Regions from separate parts of the Homo sapiens genome. Here region 2 is linked to region 1. A link is a contact called in ENCODE Hi-C or POLR2A ChIA-PET data. All regions are on one chromosome and are shown on one strand. Each heading gives the region's core, a stretch centred on a gene start or an enhancer-like site at or near the end of the contact. The rest is flanking DNA. Distances are from core to core; before and after follow the strand shown.

Evidence for each region. Hi-C counts contacts between places; a loop is a spot of excess contacts on that map. ChIA-PET counts read pairs that join two places held with the same protein, here RNA polymerase II (POLR2A). Pooled maps may share reads with other maps.
Region 2: a map of endothelial cell of umbilical vein shows a loop between it and region 1 (3-fold over the local background). The contact joins two enhancer-like sites. A Hi-C loop is called at or near these places in 1 of 168 maps with a recorded cell type or tissue (endothelial cell of umbilical vein) and 1 of 50 pooled maps. POLR2A ChIA-PET finds 5 or more read pairs at or near these places in 1 of 52 experiments (activated CD4-positive, alpha-beta T cell).

The regions. Positions count from the first base shown.
Region 1 is chr4:156,595,276-156,600,365 of GRCh38, forward strand. No RefSeq gene overlaps it. Among named protein-coding and RNA genes, the nearest start is that of LINC02272, 45 kb to the right of the region's middle. RefSeq lists enhancers at 2,940-4,139, 4,784-5,090. Within about 2 kb of position 2,881, at least 3 of the 41 ENCODE cell types and tissues checked have a DNase peak (open chromatin) inside an H3K27ac peak, as active enhancers do; they include endothelial cell of umbilical vein, where a contact is called at or near this core.
Region 2 is chr4:156,946,779-156,951,868 of GRCh38, forward strand. The region is part of intron 1 of PDGFC (platelet derived growth factor C); the gene reads right to left. Among named protein-coding and RNA genes, the nearest start is that of PDGFC, 22 kb to the right of the region's middle. Within about 2 kb of position 2,738, at least 5 of the 41 ENCODE cell types and tissues checked have a DNase peak (open chromatin) inside an H3K27ac peak, as active enhancers do; they include endothelial cell of umbilical vein, where a contact is called at or near this core.

The sequences.
Region 1 (5,090 bases), core at 1,631-4,130:
GAGTGATTAAGAGCATAAATTCTGGAGCCAAAATGCTAGGTATAAACCCCAGTCCTGCTACATACAGCTGTGTGTCCTGGTAAAGATGTTTTAACCCCTCTCTGTTTCCTCATCTACAAAATAGAAAAAGCAACAGCAACATTTTCTCTGATTTGTAGTAAGGATCAATGTGCTTAGAACATGACCGTACACTGTAATCACAATATAAATGTGAGCCATTCCCATTATTTTGGCAGCTAGTATTGTGCCTGCCATATAACTCTTGGTCAATAAACATACATGTCCCCCTACAGTCACATTTGATCAACCTAACATAATTGATTCCCTGAGAAGCAATTAGTTCTGAAGCTAAAGCATATCCCATGGTCTAAACTCAATATACCTTTGAGTAGAATTCTGAATTGAATTTTTTTATTGAAACTTCTGCTCACACCAGTTGAGAGCTTAATTTTATCATCTAGGCAATCTGAGCAGGTGGCTGATTTCTGAAGCAGCCTTTCTACAAAATCAATGAAGCAAAAGAAAGGAGTGAGAAGACTCACGAGAAAACACTCATAAGAAAATAAGATTTAGAGTTTATGTAAAGCAGCCTTCTTCCAAAACAGGATTATTGGTAGGGTGGGAACAAAAGTAGGAAAGAGTAGAATCAGGTCAATGAAATTTTTATGTGTTGTATACTGACATTTTTACCAGAAATTTTTTTTAACGCAAAGCAGGGCATGCTTTTCATTGACTTTTCCTCCATCACTCTCATTGTTTCCTCTTCTTAATGAGAAAACAACTATTGCACTGCACAAATATCAGCCTAGATGGGGATGGAGACCCATCGAAAGGTGGAAATGCTTCTTAAGCCTTAGAGAAGCATCCACAAGGACCAAGCTCAGGGTAGACTCTTATCTAAACCTTGTGGGTGTGTGAATTTCAAGCCACAAGTCTTGTGAGAACAGATTGAGGCACCGCATTCCTGGTATTCCTCTCCAGTGGGACCAGAAATACCCAGGGTGAAAGTTTCTCATGTGCTTCTTGCCAAAATACTACACTCCAAACTCCCACAGTACTCCCTTCTGCAATGAATTCTAATTTGTTTCAAAAATAAATCTAGTGCTTACATGGGGGGAAAAAAAAACTCCTCTCTGCTCAATGATATTGAGGTGCAGAATCAAAATGAGGTTCAAAAAATAATAGTCCAGAAGATAAAATCTTTGGTAATTTGAATCTTATTGTAGTAAATATCTTCTGGGTAAAGGTTTTTTTTTCTTTTTTTAAGTTTCCTATTGAATGACTTCTCCAGGAGTCTGCCACAGAGTATATAGGCAACAACTACCTCATTTCTAGGTCAGCAGAGATTCTCTGCATATACAGAGAAAGTCGGCATCCAAGTCCCAGCATCTGTCTGTCATTAGGCAGACCTGTGCTTAAAGCCACAAAGAGAGTAAATGATTTTCATCGTCAAAACCTAAAATAATCTAGAAGCAGCCTAATGAAAATCAGTCAGCTGTGCTGATTATTTTAATGTGCTTTTGGTGTAATTTTTATGGGAAATAAATGTATTAGAAGAAATCCTGAAAGTATTTTTGTAGGAAGTTGCTTATATTGTCTATTAATATGAGGATGAGGAAGAAGTGGAAAAAGGGGAACATTAGCAATTGCTCAAGAGGGTAATGCAAACTTTACAGCAATAAATTATAACCAATTTTACATTGTTTATGATTAGGAAGGCAAATAACCAAAAACAATGGACTCTTCTCTTAGAGAACAGGATAGACTTTATCGAGTGAGTTGAAATGCATTACAGAGTTCTGCTATCCAATAAAACATACTACACCAACTGGCAGGGCACAGGAAATGCTCCCAATCCAAGCTTGTCTTCAGTTAAAGGAATTTGACTTTAAGCCGCAAGCGTACATTATTTTTATAAAGGGTCTTAAAGAAATGGGATTAGTGATAAGACAGTCTGGTTTGCATCTGCATAGGATCTTCTTGTCCAGGTAAAGTGGACCATATGGAAGAATGCTCTGGAACTCCTTAGACATTGAATTTCTCAGTTAAATACAAAGAATTTATTTTAGCTAATTAATTTAACCTCTTACTTTGTTATATTTTCATAAAGCTAATTTTAAAAAATCCTAGAAACTAACCTGATGTTATTGTCACCTATTATTTTGCCCACTATAATGCATAATGGACTGGCCAGTATACTTTTAGCAGCAATAAAATGAGCTGAAAAAAAACCTATAAAATATATGGAGTGGAACATTGTTCCCTACAAGGACAAATGATGGCTATTACATTTTCCAAAAACTACTACTGTTGAATAACTCTTTGCAAAGTCGATTTTGGACCATCTCAGAAATGGTGCCTTTCCTTCTTTTCAACAGTAGGTAAGAATGATGCCTTAGGTTTCCCAGAAGGACTAGCTGGAGTAGAATGCATCCAAATAGCAAAGTTACTTGCCAAAACATTGAAAGACTTCTGCTTGCAAAATGGGACTTTGCATGCGCTGTTTACTCTCTTTCCATGTGAATGGAGTTTCCAATCCAAGAAGTCCATTTGGATGCAACAAGTCACTAAAGAATAAAATCAGCGAGGTTGGTCTAAACATGTTTGTCTATTGCATCTGATTGCAAATTATGTTTGCTTTATTTCATTGTATTCACTGTTCATATTGAGATTGCTTAAAGTCCAAATCTACAATACATTTGGAAGATTCCTAGACTTCTTTCACATTTTCCGTGTTAGCAAATGTTCCCTTTACCACACTCTTTCACACACACACCTGTAAGTGTAACTGCTCTTAAAATTGGAAAAGCTGAAAGAAAACAACTCCTTTTAGAAATGACCCAGGTCAGGAGGCTCCTGGTTTTTATTGCCACTTCAAAGCCAAACCAGATAAACTGGCTTAAGGTACTACTTTGGCATTGAACAGAATTCAATACAGCTGTCTGAGTAGCAGAAGCTTTGAGGTCATAGTAATTTTGCTTGAAAGGCTCACCCCTCCTCCATATATGGCCGAGTTGCTGTGCTTCCTGTTCTTTTGTGCCAAGAATTCCTCTCCTGTCCCCTGACCCAGCAGACTCAAGACTTCTAATTGTGCTGATAATTTCATTCCTCATCTTTTCAGAAAGTCATGTGAGAGATTTAGCTCTGGTACTTAATTTAAACTGTTTATATTTCCTTTACAGTATGCTCCAACCAGCAGCGCGGACCGCAAGTGGAGCCCGGCAATTGGAAAGTTGCAAATGCCTGGATGCTACGTTTTGCATCTTCTTTAGATATCCTTGACTCATACATCCTGTCTGGGCTAATGTTGTTTTCTGCTTGCAGTGTGTCTGGAGTCTCAACAAGTGCCCAAGCCACCCTCAAAGGGTCACTCCTTGTTTCAAGAGCACTTGTGCTTGCCTTGACCTCTCTGTCGCTCTCTGATTCCACTTAGGAAGCTGCTTAGTTCCATTTTTCAACTGAAAAATTATCCTCTGCTTCAGGCCACTCTGTCATACTGTTTTGTGTAGTGTTTTAAAGCTAATTTGAACTAGGCAATGTCTTAGCCTTAGATATAGACAGATAATTTTCCAGATCAGACAAGCTATAGTAAAGCTTCAAAGGGAAAACTTTTATTCCTAAAGAGAATAGAAAACTCATCTGTGTTATTCATATTGTATTTAAGAAATGACCCAAGTTGAAAATAAATGTGACATGTGAAACTGAATATCCACTAATATTTCTGGTAGCTTCTGCAATTATGTCTAAAGTTTTCCATTTTACTGTTGAGCTTTTATAATAAATACAGGGACCAAGAATCATCTTCTGACAATGAAGCAAGGGATCAGTTCAATTGAGACTATTAGGCAGAAGGGGGAAACTGGAAGAAATATATTAATCTTTTTCTTCTGAATGTCTACAATGTAATGCCAGATTAAAACAAAACCAAATAAAACAAAAAAAGAAGCAGATGAACTTAAGAAGAAAGGTTATAAATACCCAAATGTTTAGGTACCATTATCATTACTTGTTCTTACATTTTAAACTGGTTATTTCTACAAACTATTTGGTGCACGTTTAAACTATTATCTTGAATTTTCAAGCAAAATTCCTCATATGAACATTATGTACCAATAATTGATATTTTAATTGATCTAAGATTAAATATAAGTTAAAGATATTGATGGCTTCCAATTTTTGTCTTATTTTTAAGAAAGTTGGGTCCATATGAACAGTCTTCTCAGTAACCAAAACTTGACATAAACTAAATATTTGCAAAGTTTCTAAAATTCAAAAGCATCATTGTTTGTTTTGTCTGGATTTTTTCTCAATTTTCCATGGGCTCCAGCACTTCCTGTCTCAACTTGTGACCAGAAAAGAAACTACCAAAATGAAGCAGGAAAGGTTGTTTCTATTTTGCAGTTGAATATGCCAGCCAGGAATCAGGGGGTATTAGCAATTTCATAGATTGTCCCAACTGGAAAACACAGATGTTGTCAAATGTTACACATGTAATAACTACATCCTTTGAAGTTTGGTCATAAGCAGTATTCAAGAGAGAGAAAGAGAGAAGGAAAGAAGGAAAGAAGGGAACGAAGGAAAGAACAAAGGAAAGAAGGAAGGAAGGAAGGAAGGAAGGAAGGAAGGAAGGATATCAACATTCTAGAAGTAGAGCTGATGCACCCTGTGATAGGAGAAGTATACAGGGCAAGTTGATATGCCAAAACAGTGCGTAGGATTCCCTCACCTCATTGCCATGTGTTGAAGTTGGTTCACATAACACAGGGTTGTTCAAATGCTAGCTGATATTATATAATAAATCTATTCTTCAGCTACCAAATACAGCCTAATTTAATCATTTAATTATCTGCATTTAACTATGCAAAGATATTTCACCAACAAATAATTTTCTCTTAAAATGTCAAATATTTAAGTATTTACTGTCAGGCCTCAGAGCCCAAGCTAAGCCATCGTATCCCCTGTGACTTGCACGTATATGCCCAGATGGCCTGAAGTAACTGAAGAATCACAAAAGAAGTGAATGTGCCCTGCCCCGCCTTAACTGATGACATTCCACCACAAAAGAAGTGTAAATGGCTGGTCCCTGACTT
Region 2 (5,090 bases), core at 1,488-3,987, 350 kb after region 1:
GGAGAGGGCTAGGCAACACAGTATCTCAATCACTCCCAGTTCATGTTTTCATATGTGTTAAGACTTTCTTGCCCTTGAAAATTTCCAGACCAAAAGCAGTAAGAAGACATCACCCAGTTTACTTAGGAATGCTTGAAATAATTTTTAATGTTACTTCAGGGAAAAAGAAGCAGGAGCAGAGAAATCTCAGTTGCAGTGTTAAGAAGGCTGGAAGCAGAAATGGGAATCTCTCTGCTCAGCTAGCCTAGTAAAGCAGTGTTAATGAGTCAACATTACAAACCTCAAATGACATAAAGAAGGGAGGTCAGCAGAATGGACCAAAGAGATCGCCCTCTCATCTGCTGGGATTCTAGCTCCTAAGAAGTAAACAAGATAAAAGACTAAAAGGGGTAAAAGCAGGAACGCACACAAGCCCTCTGCCCAGCCATCTCTTATTCAGGATCTGTGTGTATGAACAGCTGTGGTTCTGTAACCCTCTGCTATGGATGGACTAGCTGCAGGTTACACAGAGGGTTACTTTGGCACTTATTTCCCTACTCAAAAGACTCCACATTTACTTTTCTACTCAAAACTCTCTTTTAATTTAAAGTTCTCCCCTGACATGGCCTAGCTAATGCACTTTCAGGGGTTCTAGACTCTGCAGACAGTAGTTTTCATTTGAAACATGGAATTAAACTAAGTAAACATCAAAATGAAGGATGACAATGAAAGACAGGACAACAAGAAAAACTGAAATTCAGGAAATAAAACTGTGTGGTTTTGTTTCCTTGTTTATTTATTTGTTGCTTAGTTCCTTATTTATGTGTAGATAAATTAATGAGAGGTGGTATCACAAAACAACTGCCTTAGTTGAGGTATAACAGCAAAAAGAGGTCTAAGAAACGAGATTGTCACTATCAGCCTTTTCCCCTCAATCCTTTAAACTGAATCCTTGATTCAGTTTAGTGTCATAAGCACAATCTGCAGTGTTTCTTCCAAAAACTAAATAATATTTCCTAGGACAAAATATTCTACATTGACTATGATGTCCATATACTGTGGAGAGTGTGAATGTGCAGCCTTAGGGTAAAAGCAAAGTAGCAATAAAATCAGAAACTGCCTGACTTCAATAAGAGACAGGTTCTGGTATGGTTGACGGACATTCTATGCCTAGAAAGGGAAATTAATTTACAGTTTCTCGATCTGCTAGTCTCAATAAGTGTGAATAGCAAGTCTCTACGGTCTACACACACACTGTGGATGGTGTGCCATAGAATGCAGCTGCAAAGCAGGGATTTTCTTTCCATGTTTTTTATCTCACACACTTGTCTATAAATGAAGTCCATGGTGTGCAACCTAATGGCATTTTCCAGATGTTTCCAACAAGTGTACTAAAAAAAAAAAAAACCTCCCAGAATATTGTCTTGATCTTCAAGGCTCAAGAGGGGATGTACAGCTAAAAAAAAAAAAAAAAGGAAAAGACGAAAACCCCATATGGTGCCAAATGTTGGCAGCTATCTTCTTTCTTCCCAGACAAAACTCTTAGGTCTTGTGAAAACAACATTTCTTATAAACTGCCAAAAACAACATAGATAATTGTTGTGATGGCTCTCCTGCACCGACTGCTGCGGCCGCTTTGACTATATCCACATCGAGCTCTGGGATAAAATTAAGAGCCAATTTTAAATCTTAAGCCTGAAGGGCCACCTTTAAGAATGCCACCTCCTAGGCTTCTAAAAAAAGTCTTGGCATATTAAGGTGCTTTCCGTTACAATAGGAGAAAATGCTATTTGTATTTGCCTTCCCTGAACCCTCTGTTTAAATTAGGTTTAAGGAATTAGCACAGCATTGTTTCTAATATAGTAGTAATATAAGCTTACTATAGGAAATTTGGAAAATACTATGTATTTTAGAAAGGAAAGTACCAACACCCCCACCGCTGCCCTACAGCCTTTATAGATGAAATACTTACAACATTTTAGTGTATTTCATTCTAGTTCCTCTACATACATAGAAATATTTATGGGGGCATACATAAAAATATTTAAAATCTTATTCTCACCCTGCTTTTTCACTTAACATTAGAGTGTGAGCATTTCTCTGTGGAGGCAGCATTTTGATCATTGCCCCGTATCCCCTGAGTAATGACAGCTCTGTGTAATTCACAGCATTTCTCATGGGAGGTTTATTGCTCTACTGGCTAGCCAAGGGACCAGTGTGAAATTCACCGAGGTCCTGTGCTGCTGAAATATGAGAAAGGTGAGAAAGGATTATAGCGCAGGAGAGTGGAAGCCCAAATGTCCATCTCTGAAAACATCCAGTTCCTTGGTGATTTCTTCAAGAAAAGAGAGACTATCTCTTTTGTTAAGAACCAAAAAGAGATAAATTTACTCACCAACGGTCTCCTACTATTAAGAATTCTTTGAAAGATTCATGATTATTCTTTTAAATACTCAAAGCATTTAAATATGTGTATAATATAGAAATGAGCCATTTATTCTGAATAACAGAGAGAAGTTGAAAAGTATTTATTACCTTCTGCCTAAGGGGGTGATCTCCTTGATTAACGTGCAAAGTAATGGGGAAAAAGTCTAATGTGTACTTTTTTTTTTATTTCTTTCAGAGCATTAACCCCATTCTAGTTGGTCATTAAAAAGTAGTATGTGTGTGTGTCTCTCTCTCTTTCTCTCTCGCTCTTTCTCTCTCTCTCTCTTGCTCACACACTGTCTGTGCTGCAATATTTCTTTATAACAAACTGGCCTCAGGAAATTATTAATGAAGGGTTAAGAGGTTACACAGCAGCTAAGCCCAGAAGAATGTCTGTGCAAAGAGAGAACTACCTATTCAGAAGGGAGGAGAATTGTTTGGGGAGGACTGGTAGTTTGAAAAGGAATTTCTTCCTAGCCAAGAAATTTTCTACACTGTGCAAAGCCAAAATAAAATGAGTCATAGCACTTCACATTTCCTAAGTGTGTATTACTAGAATGACTTTTGACTTTCTATGGAAATCAAAGACTGCACAAATGAGAAAACAGAACTGTTTCCCCTTCCCCTACGTCCCCTTGAGGACATACCTGAGATGATATAGGGTCAGTCCTGGCAGAAGCTGTTAAGAATTGGGTCACATATATTTGTAACTTACAGCTTTACCTTCAGGAAAACAAGCAGTAAGCATAACAGGAAATAAAAATAGCTTCACTCAAAGGTACATAAGCAACAGCATGTCCAACAACCACCAGCACTACCTATGACATTTTTCCTAGGCTATATATGCTATCAGAAACAGTCATATGTTTTAATCAATGATTATGAAGGGGTCTCGAGTATGACACCCTAAAATATGCCTTTCTGGCATAAGGATTATTTTGAGCTGAAGACAAGTAAGAATAAACAGATTTGGGAAAAGTTCTCCGTTCTCCAGTTATCTGCCGAAAAGTAGTACATAAATTTTCCTTTTTGAAGATGACATAAATGCCCCCTTTCCCTCCATTCCAGGATGAGGAAAGTGACCCTTAGCACAGACAAACAGCTGGCGCTGGAATGAGACTGTATATGCAGACTTAACTAAAATAACCTTACTAAAATAACATTATCTGTTATGATTAGATAATAATATTAGTTTCCCCATGTTTTTTGGTCACTTTCCCAAACTTCATTGGCGCTAGAAGCTCAAATCCCCTTTCCATTGTCTAGTCACTCCTCCACAATTTATCACCATTCATTAAAACGGTATAGAAAATCCCAAGTCTAACTGCTTTTTAAGATTTTCACATCCTTACTTTGAAGCCCTTATGCACACAAAATTTAAAATATTAATAAAATTAATATGCCTTTTCTCCTGTTACTCTGTCTTTTGTCAGTTTAATTTGTAGTTTAACTTCTAAACCTAAGAGGTAGAAGAAAAGTTCTTTTTTTTTCCTCTCCACTATAGTTCAATAAGCAATTTGAAAGCAGTGTTAAATCAGAAAAAAAATCTATTTATACCCACAAATACACAGAACTTCCAAATGTTTATAATTGTTGAATTGCTAAATGACTACAAATTTATGAAATAAATAAGAAAAAAATTCTAGAAATTGGCAAAAAGAGCAAAAGTAAAATGACAATTGATATAACAGACAAAATCAGCAGTTCACATTTTTCTTCATGTAAAAATTCACTTATTGAATCTTTCAATTTCAGAGTAACTACCAAGCCCTGATCTAGGCGCTATGGATATGACAGTTTATAACCTAAACAAGGAGAAAGGAAAATATATACTTCTCTTTCACCTCACTGTATTTTTATCTCCAGAGGTAGATGCTTCTTACACCCTTCTCTTCATTCACTAAACAAATAATGTTAAGAGTACCTACTGCCTGCCAGGCAAGGTTCTAGATCCTGAAGATAAAGCAGTAGGAGAAAATAAATAAACCTCCAATAACAACAACTAAAATTTCAGGCTTCATGTATCTTACATTCCAGTGACTTAATAAAACAACGCTCGTGATCACAACAGTGTTTAAATTTATTCAATCAGATTTCATTGTGAGGCTTCATTCTCTCTATAATCAATGCAGGCAAATAGTTTAAAGAAAATTCATAATATACATGTTCCTGTATTTATATATAATTGCTTGTAAATATGCCAGGATCAATTTTTTTAATTTTTGAAACCATTATTGACCATATAAGTTGTGATTGTGGAGTTTTAATATTTTTGTTTCTTACTGAATGGTCTGTTGGCAAAGGCAGGTCTCCCCTTTGAGACTGACGCATGGGGCAGAAATTAACCAGGATTTCTGAGTGGTTTCATTTTCAAGGTCACAATATAAATTTATCAAACACAATTCAAATGGTGTATGACAATGAAAAGAGGGCATCCTCTGTCTCTCTTCCAGAGCCAGTCTTAATTTTGTGATACTATTCTGGACAGAGAAAGGTCCTTCTTAATTTAGCTAAAATCTGAGCCTGAATATCCACTCTACCTTATAGAAAAAAAAAAAAAAACAAAAAACCCTCGTTTTCTTTGAAAGACTTCATTGCACAAGGGATCAAGTTAAGTCTTTCCTAAACTCACAGATACAATCAGCCTCCAATATGCTCCACATACACAAACTCTGAGCCATTTC